2 separate regions of the Homo sapiens genome follow, and region 1 is linked to region 2. A link is an interaction called in ENCODE POLR2A ChIA-PET data of the cell type or tissue named here. Cell type or tissue: GM12878. All regions are shown on one strand. Links, peaks and the distances in the headings refer to the core of each region. The heading gives the core; the rest is flanking DNA.

Evidence for each region. ChIA-PET counts read pairs that join two places held together with the same protein. Peaks named below come from ENCODE experiments on the same cell type or tissue, not always from the same donor. Only the 100,000 strongest peaks of a DNase experiment are listed, where the experiment ranks them.
Region 1: POLR2A ChIA-PET joins it to region 2 with 5 read pairs; 6 of 35 experiments call an interaction of 5 or more read pairs at or near these places.

The regions. Positions count from the first base shown.
Region 1 is chr3:197,087,290-197,090,203 of GRCh38, reverse strand. All of the region lies in intron 15 of DLG1 (discs large MAGUK scaffold protein 1), which reads left to right. Among named protein-coding and RNA genes, the nearest start is that of MELTF, 59 kb to the right of the region's middle. In GM12878, for the core only: no CTCF peak of the experiment used is centred there; a DNase peak (open chromatin) is centred at 1,653.
Region 2 is chr3:196,973,349-196,976,262 of GRCh38, reverse strand. No RefSeq gene overlaps it. Among named protein-coding and RNA genes, the nearest start is that of PIGZ, 6.0 kb to the right of the region's middle. In GM12878, for the core only: no CTCF peak of the experiment used is centred there; no DNase peak of the experiment used is centred there.

The DNA of each region.
Region 1 (2,914 bases), core at 225-2,724, 110 kb before region 2:
ACATTAGCACTGTAAGTAATCTGAACCATTCTTTATAAATTATCATCTCAGTCGTCCTGATTCTGTTGGGGGACCTGTTCCTAATACGTTTCATTTATCCTTCTGATGAGAGAGATATGTTACATATATAAACATGTATCCTATACACGTGTATCTATACACACAAACAGGTACTCTGTACTTGTTTACATATGATATGACTTACTGTCTTCACATAATCTTACTCTGATACATCATGAAAGCAAACCTTTCTCACTTTCTTCTTTCTGTTCCTTTTGTCTTTTGCTGTACTTGGTACTTATAACCCTACCAGTGATGTGGGAATCTTAAATGCATCAGATTTTTTTTTCCCTTCGCCAATTCTAGCAGTACTCATTAAACTCTTGTGTTCCAAAGTCATTAAAAGTATTTTATATATACAAATATATCGAAGAAGGAAGAACATGGATTTTTCTACTCTCTTTTTTACACTTTCTTTTTTTTTGCTTATCTACATTTCCTAATTTTAGTATAATTAATAGGTGTTGCCTTTTATTTGTACTTGATTAAATATTTACAAAGGCATAAAAATCAGAACATAATAGGTTATATTTATTTTCGGTACATTTAGTGAATCTTCACTTGTTATTTTTAGAGAAGTAATGCTCTATTTTCTTTCTGTTTTTTTTTTTTTTTTAAAGACAGGGTCTCACTTTGTCACCCAGGCTGAAGTGCAGTGGCGCGATCTCAGCTCACTGTAGCCTCAACCTCCCGGGTTCAAGGGATCCTTCCGCCTCAGCCCCCCAAGTAGCTGGGACTGTAGGCACATGCCACCATGCCTGGCTAATTTTTGTGTTTTTAGTAGAGATGGGGTTTCACCATGTTTGCCAGGCTGGTCTCGATCTCCTGACTTCATGGGCCTCACCCACCTTGGCCTCCCAAGTGCTGGCATTACAGGCATGAGCCACTGTGCCCAGCTTCTATTTTTTAAAACCATATATTATCTAAAGACTTATAATGAAAAACAACTGTCACCGGCACCAGCCCCTAGTTTCATTCTCCAGAAACAAGCATCCTCCATTTTCCTAGCAAACTTCCTTCACCTCCTTATTTCTAAATATGAAGCCTTCGCCTCTATATTTCTAAATAACATGCATATACTGCTATCTTCTACTTTACCAGTTTTGCGCATTAGTCTTACAACCATGGTAGATGAGAACGTTTCTGTGTAGAACCAAACCACTCATTCAGTCTCATCACCATCACCCAAACATAGCCTATCTCTGTTAATAAAACTAATAGCATTTACAGTCATGTGACTATGCAATAGCTGTCATGACTCAGTCGAGTGGTACCCTATGAGCTGCCTCCTTTCTTCTGCAGCCCTTCATTTTTCCTGGACTTAATAATTGTCTTGCATTTTATTTGATTTTTCATATTCTTACTACTAAATATCTTTCTGTATCTTCCAGTAACCACTGTAGAGTTTTTCACATGATGAAAACATATGGTCACACATACGGTCTGATAGTTCAGGTTTTTTCTATCTTTATGCTCCAGTCTAGACTAGTTCCTCTGTAAACGTGCTGTATAGCTCTCAGCTGGGACTTCCCTTTTGCCATTATTCTATTTCCTTTGGCTGTCTACTATGTCACATGTTTCCTAGATGCCACATTTTCTTCTTTCTCAATTAATCTTCCTAGAGCACATCCTCCAGTAAATTCCTGCGAAAAGGTGTGTGGGAGGCACCCTTTGAGGCTTAGCATGTCTGAAATGACTTTGTTTTGCCTTCTCCCCAGTAGAGAATTTGGAATGTGGGGGAGGGAATGATACCCTGTTTTATTTTGCAGGAGCTCCCTCATCTTCCATTTCTTTTGTGGACATGATCTGGTGTGTCTCTGAGATTTTCTTCTGCTTTTTTGTATTCTTTGCTTTCTCTGTATTCCTTTTTTCTAGCTATCCTATTTTCTTGGAGGTTTTTTCTTTAGTGTTTTATATAAGGCATTCTTTAAATATCCAGTGTTCCTTTCATTGTTTTCCACTCTTAGGAATAGAGAAATGAAGATAATGGATTTAACTAGAAGACAGTGGGGTAAAGGGGGGGATAAATTGGCTCTTAAATTTTCTCTCCTGTCCCACGTCATTCTGTTCTTTTCTATAATTAAATATCCTTAGAGAAGAATCCCTGTCTCCTGCCAATAGTATAAACCAAGTTGCTAGAATTTTATTTTCATCCATTTCAGTCCAACCACCTTCCCCTTCTCCACCAAGTTTCAGAGTATACAGCTCCTCAAATTCAATTTCTCTGGAGACTAAACCACTGGTCTTCTGTGGGTTTGGGGACTGGGAAAAGGAACTTTGGTGGGGTTGGTCTAAGTGCTACATACAGTGTTTCTACCTTCTGTTTTTAGTACAGTAACTTATCCCTGCCTACCTTGGTACTACTGTACACTTCTAATTTATGACCATCTCCAGGATTCTTATGGAATAAAACTTGTTTCTATAACCCTCTCTGCTGCCACTCCATTTATAGCTTCTTTCATTCTGCTAAATTTAATTAGCATCATCCAGAAATGTGTTAAAATCTCTCTTCCCCTGTTGTCTTCTCTCTTTTGTATTTTTCGTATTTTATTGTCATTTTAATGAGTCAGGGTGGAGAAGAAATAGACACAGTGTGCTATAGTTAATCAGAAGCCTCATGGTTCTTTTTGAGATGGGGTCTTGCCCTGTTGGCTAAGCTTGTCTTGGACTCCTGGGCTCAAGGGATCCTCACACCTTAACATCCCAAGTAGCTGGGACTACAGGCACACACCACCACCACCACCACACCTGAGTCTTGTGGGGTTTTTTTTAGTCAATGTATTTCTAATTTCAAAAGCCAAAAAAAAAAAAGGCTGCAAAAAACTACCTACAGAATACCTCTTTATAAAGCTCT
Region 2 (2,914 bases), core at 255-2,754:
TCTATCCTAACTTTTACAATTGTGCACATATATTACTTTGGTTAAAAATGTAAATTAAAGGAGAAAAGACTTCGATCAAACACAAGAACCTAAAGGGTGACAAAGCGTTGCTGTGGCAGCTAGAGAGGTATAGATCCCTGGCAGGCAGGGGCCTGAGGGGAGGCAGATAGCTAGCACCTGCCAGCTGGGCCAGAGAAAAGAAGGGGCCTTTTCCCTTCTTGCCCCAGCAGGGTTCCACAGTAATATTATTTTGTCCCATGGATCAACCACTGTCCTCATCAGAGGCTCTTAACCTTTGTGGGGTCATGGGCCCTGGGAAATCAGAAACCCTATTTGCCCCAGGAAAAACAGTGTACATGTATGCATACCCATAAAACTGTCTGTATAACTCCCTGGGTTTACAAGCTCCTGGTTAACCCCTGCTCCATGTGCTGATGTCCAACCAGACTGTTTTCCCAGTCCACCTTCCCTTCTGAGCTTTAAACCCACACATTCAACTTTCCTCTGCATGGAAATCTCCCAACAGTACCTCAAAGTGTCAAGTAGTTAAAACCAAATTTAAACTCCCCCTAAATCTGCTCCACCCCCTGTGCTCCCTGTGTCGGGACTGGAACTATCACCCACCCATTTGCCAAGTATGAGATCTGCTGTCAACTTGGAGCAGTGGTTCTCAATGCTGGCTGTACATCAGAAGCCACCGTGGAGGCCTGTAAAACACGGAGGCCTGGGCCTCCCTGCTGGCCCTCAGACACAGAGCCTCTGGCAGGAAGTCCAGCATGATCAGTCTGAAAGAAGGCTGAGAACCACTCCCCCAGACAGAACATCTTTCTGTCAGTCTCACTCCAAAACAGTCACCAAGTCCTGTGGCTTCTACCTACTGAATTCCACGGCATTTATTTAGAATAGGTCATTCTCCAGCATGATACGAAAGTCAACTCTTAAAACAAGGTAGACCAAGCATGGTGGCTCATGCCTATAATCCCAGCACTTTGGGAGGCCAAGGCAGGAGGGTTGCTTCAGGCCAAGAGTTTGAGACCAGCCTGGGCAACTTAGTGAGACTCCACCTCTAACTAAAAGAGAAAACAAAAAGAATAATCAGAGGAAATTTCCCTTCCTATCATCACCTCCCAGTTACTGGCCAGCCTGCCTCCATTTTAACCTCCTTCAGTCCTTCCTCCTCAGCCGGAGTCAATGTTCCAAACTGCCAGAGTCTGGCTGTGTTATTTCCCTGCCTAAGCCTCTCGGTGGCCCCTCATCACTCCCAGGAAAAAGTGCATGCTCCTTAGCAAAGCACATGAGGTCCCCGCCCCACCCCAATCTGGGTCCTGCCTACTTCTAGCTCTACGTCTTCCCCACACCCCGCTATACCTACACAATCCACAAAAACACAACTCTAAGCTACCAACAGACCCTCTGCCTGGATTCCTTTGTTGCCCCTCTGGGAAGGCTTCCTGGACTAGACCTGGCTGGATTAATTGGGTGCCCCCTTCTCAAGGCACCCAGAGCACCTCCTGCTTATCTCCAGCACTGGATTAACCACAGGTGATTTTTGACAAAGGTGTCAAGGTAAAGATAGCTTTCTCGACAAATGGTACTAGAAAAGTGGATATCTAGATCTATATCTAAAAATGAGCCTTGGCCGGGCACGGTGGCTCACGCCTGTAATCTCAGCACTTTGGGAGGCCAAGGCCAGTGGATCACTTGAGGCCAGGAGTTCGAGACCAGCCTGGCCAACATGTTGAAACCCTGTCTCTACTAAAAATACAAAAGTTAGCTAGGTGTTGTGGCGGGTGCCTGTAATCCCAGCTACTCAGGAGGCTGAGGCAGGAGAATCACTTGAACCCAGGAGGCGGAGGTTGCAGTGAGCCGAGATCATGCAACTGCACTCCAGCCTGGGCAACAGAGCGAGACTCCATCTTTTTTTTTTTTTTTTTTTTAATTGATCATTCTTGGGTGTTTCTCGCAGAGGGGGATTTGGCAGGGTCACAGGACAATAGTGGAGGGAAGGTCAGCAGATAAACAAGTGAACAAAGGTCTCTGGTTTTCCTAGGCAGAGGGCCCTGCGGCCTTCCGCAGTGTTTGTGTCCCTGGGTACTTGAGATTAGGGAGTGGTGATGACTCTTAACGAGCATGCTGCCTTCAAGCATCTGTTTAACAAAGCACATCTTGCCCCGCCCTTAATCCATTTAACCCTGAGTGGACACAGCACATGTTTCAGAGAGCACAGGGCTGGGGGCAAGGTCATAGATCAACAGCATCCCAAGGCAGAAGAATTTTTCTTAGTACAGAACAAAATGAAAAGTCTCCCATGTCTACCTCTTTCTACACAGACACGGCAACCATCCGATTTCTCAATCTTTTCCCCACCTTTCCCCCTTTTCTATTCCACAAAACCGCCATTGTCATCATGGCCCGTTCTCAATGAGCTGTTGGGCACACCTCCCAGACGGGGCGGCGGGGCGGAGGCGCTCCCCACATCTCAGACGTTGGGCGGCCGGGCAGAGACGCTCCTCACTTCCTAGATGGGATGGCGGCCGGGAAGAGGCGCTCCTCACTTTCCAGACTGGGCAGCCAGGCAGAGGGGCTCCTCACATCCCAGACGATGGGCGGCCAGGCAGAGACGCTCCTCACTTCCCAGACGGGGTGGCGGCCGGGCAGAGGCTGCAATCTCGGCTCTTTGGGAGGCCAAGGCAGGCGGCTGGGAGGTGGAGGTTGTAGTGAGCCGAGATCACGCCACTGCACTCCAGCCTGGGCACCATTGAGCACTGAGTGAACGAGACTCCGTCTGCAATCCCGGCACCTCGGGAGGCCGAGGCTGGCGGATCACTCGCGGTTAGGGGCTGGAGACCAGCCCGGCCAACACAGCGAAACCCCGTCTCCACCAAAAAAATACGAAAACCAGTCAGGCGTGGCG